4 separate regions of the Homo sapiens genome follow, and regions 1, 2 and 4 are each linked to region 3. A link is a contact called in ENCODE Hi-C or POLR2A ChIA-PET data. All regions are on one chromosome and are shown on one strand. Each heading gives the region's core, a stretch centred on a gene start or an enhancer-like site at or near the end of the contact. The rest is flanking DNA. Distances are from core to core; before and after follow the strand shown. Region 1 overlaps WAKMAR2 (wound and keratinocyte migration associated lncRNA 2). Region 2 holds the start of TNFAIP3 (TNF alpha induced protein 3). Region 3 holds the start of MAP3K5 (mitogen-activated protein kinase kinase kinase 5). Region 4 holds the start of MYB (MYB proto-oncogene, transcription factor).

Region 1 (2,700 bases), core at 63-2,562, 1.0 Mb before region 3:
CCTCTGGGGTACCAGGCATCATTCTAAGGAACTCGTTTCATCCTCACAGAGGCACAGATGGGGTATGTAACTTGCCAAAGCTCACACTGCTTGGAGTAGAGTCAGGATTCTAATCTGGCTTGTCTGGCTCCAGAGCCCACGTTCTAAACCATTAGGCTCATTCTGCCTCTCTTGGAGAAGACACAAGAAGTCCCAGTCTTGGCTAGCCTGGCTAGTTCCAGAGACCTCCATAGCTAAACAAGGTGTAGAAATAGAATGTCCCGTCACTTAGCTATACTTCTATCCTTCCCACCTTCTACACAACTACCATTACCATTGCCACCAGCAACTGGTAAATATTGATGGAGCTTCTTTTCTTTGCCAGGCACCATAGATACAAAAACTAAAAAAAAAAAAAAAGAGACTGTAATCTTGACCTCAGGAACTACAGAGGAGATAGACATCCAAGCAAATATGCCAACAAAATCCCAAGTGGGGTCTAGTAAGGGCCAAAAAAAAAAAAAAAAAAAAAAAAAAAAAAGAGCTGGTGTAGCCAGATGGGCAGGGACTCACCTTGCTTCAGGGACAAATTTGCAGTGGTGATGAATTCCTTTCATTCTTAGCTTTCCTCCTATTACTTCCCTGATTTATTTTACTTACAAATGACACGTCTAAATGGCAGAGACCTGAAGTTCTCTTGATGGGGTGCTGAGATGTTCAGAAGGGAGGTATCCTGTTTAACCAACAGATCATTTATAGATAAAGAGAGGCTCTAACTTAGCATACAGTTCATCTATTTCCTTCCCCCAAGAAAGAAGGGATATTTACATCTCCTCTATTCCTTCTTCCAGGGCAAGAATCTTCTGTTCCATATGCAACATCTTCTGGCAGCCTTGTCCTTTTTCTGTCCTTGACGACTACAATAACAAACAGCTGTTGCCGAGGCATTGCTGTTGACGTGTTACCTTTGAAACCTCCCTCCTGTTATGGAATAAGCCTCTTCCAGATCATGGCTCATTATCATCTAGTCTGACAAGCAGCCTTGTTGCCACGGAGACCCAAAGGGATCAGGCGTGGCATTTGCCTGCATCATCACCCCCTCCAGGGGAACTATAAGGACTCTTCTGTGCGTCATGCGTGGCTGTCCTGGGACTGGCTGCCACCAGACTTTTCCTGCGGGTAAAACCTAAACAAATGATCAGCTGCAGATAATATCAAGACCTCTGTTTGATATGTTAATAGTGACAGCCAGATTTCCACAATTAACAACGAGGTGGGAAGAAAACACTGTAGTCACCAGACTTGGGAGGAGAGGGTTTGTATTCACATAAACACAACCTCACGTCACTGCTTGCCACCACAAAGGGCTCTGTTCACTGTTTTGTTCTCAAAGATCATCCTTGCGCTCATCCTCTGATCTTGAATTTCTACATAACTTTCTCAGTTTATATGCCCTGTGGCAAGTGCAGCAAGCACTGTTTCCTGTTTCTAAACTTGTAGAAAATCATCCATACATCTTACAGTTGTCAGTTTTAACCAGATAACAGTGGCACTTTGTTGCTGCTTTTTTATCTTTAGCTTAGGTTAACAGGACCCTGGAAGTAAAGTTGTTGATTTATTCAATAGAGTATTCTCAATTAATTTGGCTAGATTTCTACATGATTCAAAATCTAAAAAAGTAGAAATGCATGCTTACATGTCTAAGGCCTGAAAAATTGGTAGTGACATCCCAAAATAAATGAAGGTTTTAAAACAATAAATGATCTCTTTTTTTTTTTTTGCTTCTGTGCTTGGGGAGAAGCAATGAAGGAAACAACAATGTTGCTTTAAGGAGTGAGGACCCCAAAAATAAGAATATATAATTATGACAGATAGGGCATAGGGCGTTGTTCAGAATTGATGGGGCTGGTGCACACACAAACATTTTAATAGTTCTAATACTTTGTGTACACTCTTGCGATGAAGTGATGACTTCATTAATTGATTGAATAATATTTATGCAATGCTACTATGTGCTAGCTATAGAACTAAGCTTAGTCTCTTAAGATCTTAACATTCTGAAACTATTAAAATGTATAATCACCATTTGTAAAAGTAAATATACTAATCTAATAATTTGGAATGTACATTACAGTAAAAAAAAAGCAGGGGAACATCCTGTAAAATGTCACTCAGAGATAACCACCACTTACAGAGTGAAGTATATTCCTGCTTTTTGCGGATAGTGTGTGCGTATATATGTTTAAGCAAAGCTAACAATATACTATTTTTATAATTGGCATTTACTTTTTCTTTTGCTTAACTTTATATCATAACCTCTTTCCCACATCATTACAAACTCTTCATAAATAATCTTACAAATGGTTATGTAATATTTATCTTATTTGTAACACATACTATCTTCTTTTTTTCATCAACACACTGCATGGATAACAGATTTATTTTTTAAGTCAAAAATCTTTCTTGGCTACACTAACCAATGTTTTTGGTTTTTGTTTTGTTTTGTTTTGTTTTGAGACAGAGTCTCACTCTGTCTCCCAGGCTGGAGTGCAGTGGTGTGACCTCGGCTCACTGCAACCTCCGCCTCCTGGGTTGAAGCGATTCTTCTGCCTCAGCCTCGCAAGTAGCTGGGATTACAGGCATGTGTCACCATGCCTGGCTAATTTTTGTATTTTTAGTAGAGATGGGGTTTCACCATGTTGATCAGGCTGGTCTCAAACT
Region 2 (2,832 bases), core at 69-2,568, 1.1 Mb before region 3:
ACATTTTTGTCTGCATTGTGGAAATTGATGAATTATTTATCAACAAATACCTCATCCAAATTTGGGGATGTGCCTCTCCAAAAAATCAAAAATAGTACAAAGAATTGAAAAAAAAATCAAAGCAGCACCTTAAACAATGAGAATGAAGCATTCATTGGCTGCTCAATAATCTGGTACATTAAGGTTGCGGTCCAGAAGTCCCTTTAATTAACAATGGTTCTGCCAAAATGCTACCCTGAGACACTTGACCAGACTGGCTTTCCAAGGCAAGAAGATCTGAGGCGAGGAGAACCGAAAACAAAGCGGGCTCAAAAAGAGTTAAGCTCCTTCCTTACTTAATGCCACTGCTTTTCTGAGAGGCCAGGTGGCAGGATGTGGGACGACTCCAGCTGACAAAGACAGTCTAACCGTGGGGTAGGGGCTGGAGCAGGGGCCAGCGACCCACGTCTACATGCATACTTCTCTTACACTGCTGCTACTGGAAAAGCTGAACCCCGCGCCAGGACCCCAGCCCCCTGCAAGGACCCGTGAGCGTCTGGGAAGCTGTCTCTGGGACTGAAGCCCCCCACCTCCGCCGGGCTGGCGGCCACTGCGGTACCCTACGCCCCGTCGGGCTGGTCCTGCACAATTTGGGAAAAAGCCGCAGCGCTTCTGCAAGGTCTACGTGGCCATGAGCATGCAACGCTTGGCTCCAAAAAAGACACGAAAGGAGCAAAGCGCCAACGACCACCCGATCGGAGGGCCCGAGGGGCGCCTCTTCACCAGTCAGCTGCAGCTTAAGTTCCGTGCATTATCTGAAAGGAACAGCTGGCTGGAGGTATCCAGGGCTGTCACTCCAACCTCTGCAGCAGTGACCTCAACTCCCAGCACTTCAAAACCCAGACAGAAACGTCCAACAAACTCCCAGTCCAGGAGCGCTGCAAAACCAACGCCAGGTAGACGGTGCCAGCCCGGGGGTCGCTGCCCAACATGCACCCGCAGCCCTTGACTGCGGTGAGCCCGAGGCAGACGGCACGGGGAGGCGCGGCGGTTACCTCTCCGGGAGGCGCGGCGGTTACCTCTCCGGGAGGCGCGGCGGTTACCTCTCCGGGCCCCGCGATCCTTTCGCAAAGTCCCAAGTCCTGGTCAAGGCAGGAGCGCGCCGCAGGCGGGGGTCGGGGCAGGGACCGGGCGGAGGCGACGCTCCATGGACGCCTGGGGTCGGGCTCGCTCGCTGGCAGGGTCGGCTGGGGGTGTGATCTCTCTTGGCGGCCGCTCTCACCGCTCCGCCCCCGCGGGCTCCAAGCTCGCTTGGCCCGCCACGAAGACTGCAGACTGCGCAGTCTGCTTTGCCCCGTTTCAGTTGTATGCGGGTTGTAGGCCCGGGGATTTCCACGGGACTTTCCAAAGTCACGTGACTCTCTGGGTCGGGCTGCGAAGTGCGTCCAGCCGGCCGCCAGAGGGCGCAGGGGGCGAGGGGCGCGCGCGGCCTCCGCCCGACCGGGCCTGCGGGCCCCGCCCCGCCCCCTTTCCCTGCCCCGCCCCGCTGCCCCGCCCCGCCCGGTCCCTGCAGGCGCCCGGAGAAACTCCCTCGCCCCGCCCCGGGGTGTCCCCGCGTGAGTCACCTGGGCATTTCGGAAGCTGGGGTCACGTCACATCCATGTGGAAATCGCGGTGATGGGAACTGGAAATGAAATAGGTTCTTTTTCGCAGTTGTTTTTCTGCAGAAAATCATCAACTGTGGAGAAGAAGAAGGGAAATAAGAAAGAAAGAAAACCCTAAAAACCACCCTGGCGCCCGGGCCCGCAGGCCTCGGGCCGGCTCTGAAAAGTTTGGGCTGTGCACGTGATGAGCGCGTAGGCGGGAGCCCCAGACAGGACCCGGGCGGGCATTTCGAGAAAAAGCAGCGGTGACAGCCTTTGGTCCCCATCTCCATTGTTCCTGCCAGCTCTGGACCCCAGGCTGCATGAGACGTAGGTCCCAGGGGACACCCGACCCCGTGGCCCCAGTCTTAGGTAAACTTAGGAATCAGAACAACACTCACCCCTATGCCGCGCTTGCTCCATTTCCCCTTGTCTATTTCTGCTCACCAAGCATCCAGCTGACATTGCATTCAAAGCAGCATTTCAGCTTAGAAATCGCTTCTAGTCCATCACGGTGCTTGCCATGTGTCTCCAAGGCTTTATTAGGTGTGTTTTTAGTTGTCCTGATAATCAGTTCACCCCAGGGTGCTGATGGCTGATAATACTGGCGCTTCCCTCCCTACCCCCATGCGTTGCACAGGGAGGGTGAGTCATGTGGAGATGGATGCAGCCCCCTGGGCAGTGGGGGTGCAGGTGCTGTGCAGGGAGGAGTCTTAGGGCGTTTTTACTGTCTTACTGCCCTCTAAGCACGGGACCCTTTGGATCATTTACTAGATTGGCTAAACTAGAACCGGATGGAAATATTCTGTACTATGGTCCCCTTAATTACATTTAAGAATACTTGTCAGGCCATATATCACAGGTTTTTAATTAGAAAAGTATCCTCCTCTCGCCAGTAAGGACTTGCAGAGATGGGGGTGGGGGCTGGATGGAGGGTGGCACTTTTTTGGCAAAAAGAAGTTTGGAGCAGAGTGTCACTAGTGGCCTCTCTGAAGACTGGTCCTCGTCTTTTAAAACCGATGGCTGGAATTTCTTCCAGTTCCAAACCTCTTGTTATTTGTCCTCTCTTCTTGTTCACAAATGTGCTATCAACATTCAAACAATGGATAGTCAGCTATCCATTGTAAATGGACCTTGCTGGAGTCCAGGGCTAGCAGAAATGACAGGGTCTAAAATGACATTTATCAAGTACTTGCTATATGCTTATATA
Region 3 (2,747 bases), core at 77-2,576:
AAAAAAGTAATTTACATTTTCTTCTGCCTTTTTCACAGGACTCACTAGTCTCAGTTCCTGGAGATGGGAAGTACAAAACCTGTTTCTTTACTCAGTTGTAACTTGCACTGGCTTTCCTAACAATTACAGCATTCTGGGGTTCTCTGGGAACTTACACATCTGTTCTTTGCTCCCCAAATAAGCAGGTACTTTTTTTGATTGCTCTTAAACAATCTGGGTATTTCCCTCCCGGCCTCGCGTGATGCAGTTTAAAAAATAGAATAGGTCACGTTATTCCCCTGTTTCATCTTGTTGATAATTTGTGGAGTCGGGTAGAGACTCCATCTTCTATCTTAAGTATCTGGCGCTTGTGGGGGAATTAAGATCCTAAATGAGAATACTAAGTCCTTCGGCAGTTGGCACTAATCAATTACTCATTACTGATAACGGAATGAGCCACTGGAAATTTTAAAAGGAAAAGTACATGGGAGAACCTGATCAATTTAGCCAGCCACTTCTGGAGTGCCACAGTCACTAATGAAGCAACCTCCAGTGCAGGCCCTGGCTCCAGGGCGCTATGTACAACCTCCTGCCTCGCGCAACGTGGGTCTCCCGGAGCCTATCCTGCCAGCGCCGCGCACGGTCCCAGTCCACCAGGCCGCCAAGGCCCGGAGGGGGGCGCCCTAGTCGCGGGGAACACTGGAAATGCTTCAGGGGCGGACTCCGAAGACCGAGTATTGCCTCGAGGGACTTTCTGCGCCACCCCGTAATCGCTTGCGCTCCAGGTCTTCGTAGGTGGGGGCCGGGTGGGTGAAGACTGGGACCCTATGCCACGCGCAGCACTCAGAGGAGGGCTGGGGTCCCAGGGCCGCAGCGCGGTCAGTTCAGTCCGGGCTCGAGCTTCCTAGCAGCGCCCTCCTTGGGGGCTGGCCCTGACCCTCGGTGCCGCTACGAGTGGGTGGCCAGAAGCTGGTGGTGGAGAGGGAGAGCGTCTGCAAGGAACGACGAGGCTGGCGCCGGGACCACGCGGCGGAGGCGATCGAAAGAGAAACGAGGCCAGGCAAGGAGGAGGAAATCCACCCGATGAAGGCGAGCTGCCGCCTAAGAGGGAGGAGGGTCCTTTCGGCTGCCGCTGCTGCTGTTCCGGGACGCCGCCTGGGGAGCCAGCCCGCTCGTAAGGTGCGCGCCAGGTAGCTCCGCACCCAGGGGGCGCCCTTCCTGGCCCCTCCCAGAGCGGCCGGGACGGAAGGAGCTGCGCGGCGCGGCGCGGCGCGGCGCGGCGGGTGGCGAGGGCGGGCTGCACCCCGAGCGCGGCGCCCTTGAGCTGCACCGCGGCGCAGGTTTGCGAGCCGACTTGTCAGCCGGCCAAGAAAAGGAAGCTCCGTCCCTTCCCGCTCACCCGGCTTCCCCACCCCTTGTACTCTAAACTCTGCAGAGGGCGAGCGGCGCGGCCACGGAGGCGCCGAGGAGGAGCGAGCCGCCGCCGGGCAGCGGCGTGCCCTCGGGGGAGAGGGCGCCGGAGAGGAGGCGGCGGCGCGGCGGCGAGGGCGCGGCGCGCGATGGCAGCTGCTTAGCCCGGCGGGCGCGGAGCAGCCCCGAGCTGTGGCTGGCCAGGCGGTGCGGCTGGGCGGGGGACGCCGCCGCCGTTGCTGCCCGGCCCGGAGAGATGAGCACGGAGGCGGACGAGGGCATCACTTTCTCTGTGCCACCCTTCGCCCCCTCGGGCTTCTGCACCATCCCCGAGGGCGGCATCTGCAGGAGGGGAGGAGCGGCGGCGGTGGGCGAGGGCGAGGAGCACCAGCTGCCACCGCCGCCGCCGGGCAGCTTCTGGAACGTGGAGAGCGCCGCTGCCCCTGGCATCGGTTGTCCGGCGGCCACCTCCTCGAGCAGTGCCACCCGAGGCCGGGGCAGCTCTGTTGGCGGGGGCAGCCGACGGACCACGGTGGCATATGTGATCAACGAAGCGAGCCAAGGGCAACTGGTGGTGGCCGAGAGCGAGGCCCTGCAGAGCTTGCGGGAGGCGTGCGAGACAGTGGGCGCCACCCTGGAAACCCTGCATTTTGGGAAACTCGACTTTGGAGAAACCACCGTGCTGGACCGCTTTTACAATGCAGGTGCGTGTGTGACCCCTTTCCCATCCCGCGCGGTCGGGACCCGCGTTTAATCTGGCGGTCTTCGGGGCATTTCATTTTTCTGGGCGGGAAGCATTTACTTCTTGCCCCACTTTGGGGGCAGCGAGCGCCGCTGCGTGACTGCTCCTGTCGCTCGCCGCTCCGGAGAGAGCGTGTGTGCTTGTGCAAGAGTCTGTGTGTACTTGTGCGATAGACCTATGGATCCACCCACCGCCCAGCGCTGGAGCCCTGGGTCCATGCGATCGACTTGAACTGTTCTCCAGCAGTGTGAGATATTTGCCCCAGTCAGTCTTTCTCCTTTCAGTGTCTCGGTTTCGCTTCTGTGAGGTTTGGTCCCTGTTTTCTTTCTGCATATACCTGTGACCGTTTTAGATGAGGTTCTCCTTTTCTCTGTGTAGTTTTGAGAGTACGGGAACGATGACATACCATGCACGCAGAGTGTAACTATATTAATTTGCATGCCATGTGATGATCTTCCCAACTCACCTTACCTTCGATAAGTTTTAGTAGCTTGAATTTCCTCTCACCAACCCAGACTTTGAAGTAATTACAGTGCTTCCAAAGGCAATAACATTACAACTTACACTGAACTTGTGTGTTATCTTTGTAAGGATTTTGGTGAAAGAACCAGGGCCT
Region 4 (2,835 bases), core at 90-2,589, 1.6 Mb after region 3:
TCTGTCCGGTCACCGCGCCTCGGCCGGGGCGACCTAAGGCGGCTGAAGGAGGGTGCGAGAAGGCGCGGCGACCTCAGCCGCATCCACGTGTGCGCGCCGCGCAGGGACCTTTCGCCTGGGGGCAGAGCCCGCGGGGATCGCGTCCCGGTTGCGCGGCAGCGGCCTTGGGTGCTGCCGGCCTCTGTCCCCTTGAGCCGAGTGGCGACTGCGACGGCTGCCGAGCTAGCCCTGGCACCCGCCGCTCGCAGGGAGCCCCGGCGTGTGCTGCTGGGAAAGTCCAGAGGCCGGTGGAGACTGGGGAACGAGCAACTGACAGTTCGGACGAGGATTTCCCTCCTCCTCCTCCTCTCCCTCTTCCCATCTGTCCGGCCAAAAATGTGAAGGGACTGCACCCATCTTCCCGGCGAGCCTCCCTAAGTGCAGTGACATGTGCGACGGCGGCGCGTGTGGGTGCGCGTGCAATGTTTGCAGTGGAAGTAAAAGCCTTTCAGAGAAAAATGATTCGAACCTCCAAAACCAGGTCTTAAGACAATTTGCAAAAGTAGAGACCCCTTTATCCCCCTAAAATCTGCTTTTCAGCCGCCTGTCAGCTGACACTGGTCCTCGCCTCCATAAAGAATGAATGAAATTTAAATGAACTACCTGCAGCTACTAAACAATCCAGCATTTTCCCTGTATCTGCCATATGCTCTGCACTTCCAAGTCCAAACATATCTCAATGCATCCAGCAATTACGCTGCGGATCCCTCGCCGACACCCGCGGCATCAAGCCAGGCACCTGGTGGGCTCCCCGGGGCTGGTGGGCACCGCTCTGCCCTCGGCTGGAACGTGCTTTCTTTTTCCCCCTAAAGAAAAATGTATCCCCATGCAACTTGCAAAATGAGCCGCAGGGCGTGCTTCCCAACGTCCGGATACATTTCCCGCAAAGACTCTTCCATTCATCAGTCTCTGGAGCGGCTTCTGCTGCCGAGGCAGGGGCTCCAGGTCCTCGGAGGGTCTGACAGCCCCTCAGATGATCCCGGAACGAATTCCCACCTGCTCCCGGGAGCCTGGCGCCCCGCGCGCCCCCGCGCGCCCCCGCCCTCGGCCGCCCGCCCGGCTCCCCGTTACCTGTGCCGGGGTCTTCGGGCCATGGCGCGGCGGGCGCGGGGCTCCGCCGAGAGCCGCGGGGACCGCACCGGGCTGCCGCCTCCCGCTGCCCGCCGCCTGCCTGCGTCCCTCCCCGGCTGCGCAGCGGCGCTCCGCACCGCTGGGGCGAAGTTTCTCAGGAGAAAGAGGAGGAGGAGGTCACGGAGGAGGAGGAGAAGGAGGAGGAGGAAACAGGTTGATATTAAAGTGTAAACTCTGTAAACAGAGATGCCATCAAACAAAGAGCTTTGGACACTCCCCCTCCCGCCAAATCTGGCGCCCCTGCAGTGCGCACGCGCCCTGCCCGCCGCCTCCGCGGTCGCCCTGGCTGCCGCCCGCGGGGCTGCCGGGCTGGCCGGGTCGCCGCTCCCATTCGGCGCTCGCGCCGCCGCGGTGCGCCTAGCGCGCCGCGAGGCCCGGGAGGCGCGCGGGCAGGGAGCCCGGGGCCAGGGAGGGGTGGCCGGGGGCCGCGACGGCGCCTTTTCCTGAGCAAACCCCGCTCCCGGGTCGCGGCGGCGCCGACCCGCGCCCAGTCCCGCCGCCTCCCCTCCTCCCTGGCTGCCGCACCGCGGTCGCCCGGCTCCGCGTGCTCCCGGGCAGCGGGACCAGAGCTCCTCCAGCTCCCACTCACTGTCGCGGGGGCGGCAAGCGGTGGGGGGAAATTCCCGCACAGAAGATTGGATTTTCGTCAAGGTTTACAACTGTGCCCTCTGGAGACGGGGAAATTAGGAGTTGGAGGAGTAGGGGATGTGAGCATATGTATTCATAGGCTGTTTGGCTAGGGTTTTTTTTCCTTCTTCTTAAATAAATAACATCTCTAATTTAACTTGTTAGTGACAAAGGACGCTTCAATACAAGTGGGCGGCAACCATCACCGCTCACTAATGGAGCGCCCCAGCGGAGCTTTCACTCCCCTCCCGGATCCTGCAGCCGCCACCGTCGTATTGTCACATGTCCTTCACTCTCACCCCAGCACACACCCGGGCCCCACCCACCCCGCCCCGCCCGGCCCAGGCGGTGCCCACCGCACACCTTTGCTCCCCTCCCTGCACAGAGCGCGCACCCTGGATTGCACACCTGCAAAAAAAAAAAAAAAAAAAAAAAAAAAAAAAAAATACACGGGGGTCCAGACAGCCCGCCCCTAGCAGAACTCAGGAAACCCCACGTTTGCATGCATGGTTTTAGAAGTAAAACAGTTTGTGATTTTGGAGGTCGGTATCCCTGCTTAGTGTCATTTGAGGGCTCTATTTTACGAGATAAAAGTCAGCAAAGGCTTTCGTGTTGTTTAATGAGGGTCTCCAGAAGTAAAGGAAGAAGATAAGTGCTGAATTTATAAGGATTGATGACTGGGGGGATTTTAGGGGAGTTTTAGTTTTACTTCCGTTTATAGATTAGAACCATTGGGGATTTTTTTTTCATTCTCTGTACACACTAATGTATTTTTCCTTTAATCTTTTAGGAGTTTGAGACTTCTGCTGACTGGGTTTGTGGGTGTCCCATGTGCCCCAGCAGTTCAAACTTAGCTCAGAAAGCATTTTTTCTTACTAAAAAAGCATGTTCTTACTAAAATGAGTCATAATTTTATTAAACGGTGAAGCATGCGAGGTTTCAAGACTATCTGGTGTTTTAGACTTTCTTTAAAATTGTTATATAGTTTAAATCTTTATCAAGTGTTAGTTGCTAGTAAGGTTTTAACATTCCTTTCCT

Evidence for each region. A loop is a pair of places that touch in the nucleus more often than their neighbours do. ChIA-PET counts read pairs that join two places held with the same protein, here RNA polymerase II (POLR2A). Pooled maps may share reads with other maps.
Region 1: a loop to region 3 is called in a map of CD8-positive, alpha-beta T cell, with 17 times the contacts of the local background. The contact joins the enhancer-like site here to the promoter of MAP3K5 in region 3. A Hi-C loop is called at or near these places in 1 of 168 maps with a recorded cell type or tissue (CD8-positive, alpha-beta T cell) and 3 of 50 pooled maps. POLR2A ChIA-PET finds 5 or more read pairs at or near these places in 1 of 52 experiments (AG04450).
Region 2: a map of B cell shows a loop between it and region 3 (19-fold over the local background). The contact joins the promoter of TNFAIP3 here to the promoter of MAP3K5 in region 3. A Hi-C loop is called at or near these places in 1 of 168 maps with a recorded cell type or tissue (B cell) and 4 of 50 pooled maps. POLR2A ChIA-PET finds 5 or more read pairs at or near these places in 1 of 52 experiments (activated T-cell).
Region 4: a loop to region 3 is called in a map of CD8-positive, alpha-beta T cell, with 6 times the contacts of the local background. The contact joins the promoter of MYB here to the promoter of MAP3K5 in region 3. A Hi-C loop is called at or near these places in 1 of 168 maps with a recorded cell type or tissue (CD8-positive, alpha-beta T cell), 1 of 37 single-sample maps with no recorded cell type and 4 of 50 pooled maps.

Annotation. Positions count from the first base shown.
Region 1 is chr6:137,822,708-137,825,407 of GRCh38, reverse strand. It overlaps WAKMAR2 (wound and keratinocyte migration associated lncRNA 2), which reads left to right. Exons shown (of 4, transcript NR_049793.1): 4 at 831-1,739. Among named protein-coding and RNA genes, the nearest start is that of TNFAIP3, 43 kb to the left of the region's middle. Within about 2 kb of position 1,312, at least 14 of the 41 ENCODE cell types and tissues checked have a DNase peak (open chromatin) inside an H3K27ac peak, as active enhancers do; they include CD8-positive, alpha-beta T cell, where a contact is called at or near this core.
Region 2 is chr6:137,865,745-137,868,576 of GRCh38, reverse strand. TNFAIP3 (TNF alpha induced protein 3) reads right to left here and starts at 1,318. Exons shown (of 9, transcript NM_001270508.2): 1 at 1,035-1,318. WAKMAR2 (wound and keratinocyte migration associated lncRNA 2) reads left to right here and starts at 344. Exons shown (of 4, transcript NR_049793.1): 1 at 344-935; 2 at 1,693-1,994. RefSeq lists silencers at 772-871, 1,012-1,181, 1,422-1,561 and an enhancer at 1,642-1,781.
Region 3 is chr6:136,791,056-136,793,802 of GRCh38, reverse strand. MAP3K5 (mitogen-activated protein kinase kinase kinase 5) reads left to right here and starts at 1,326. Exons shown (of 30, transcript NM_005923.4): 1 at 1,326-2,093. The coding sequence starts at 1,646. RefSeq lists enhancers at 246-325, 696-755, 866-1,095, 1,886-1,955, 2,061-2,576 and a silencer at 1,116-1,755.
Region 4 is chr6:135,179,812-135,182,646 of GRCh38, reverse strand. MYB (MYB proto-oncogene, transcription factor) reads right to left here and starts at 1,339. Exons shown (of 16, transcript NM_001130173.2): 1 at 1,111-1,339. The coding sequence starts at 1,133. RefSeq lists silencers at 92-171, 1,221-1,270, 1,331-1,550, 1,621-1,670, 2,111-2,220.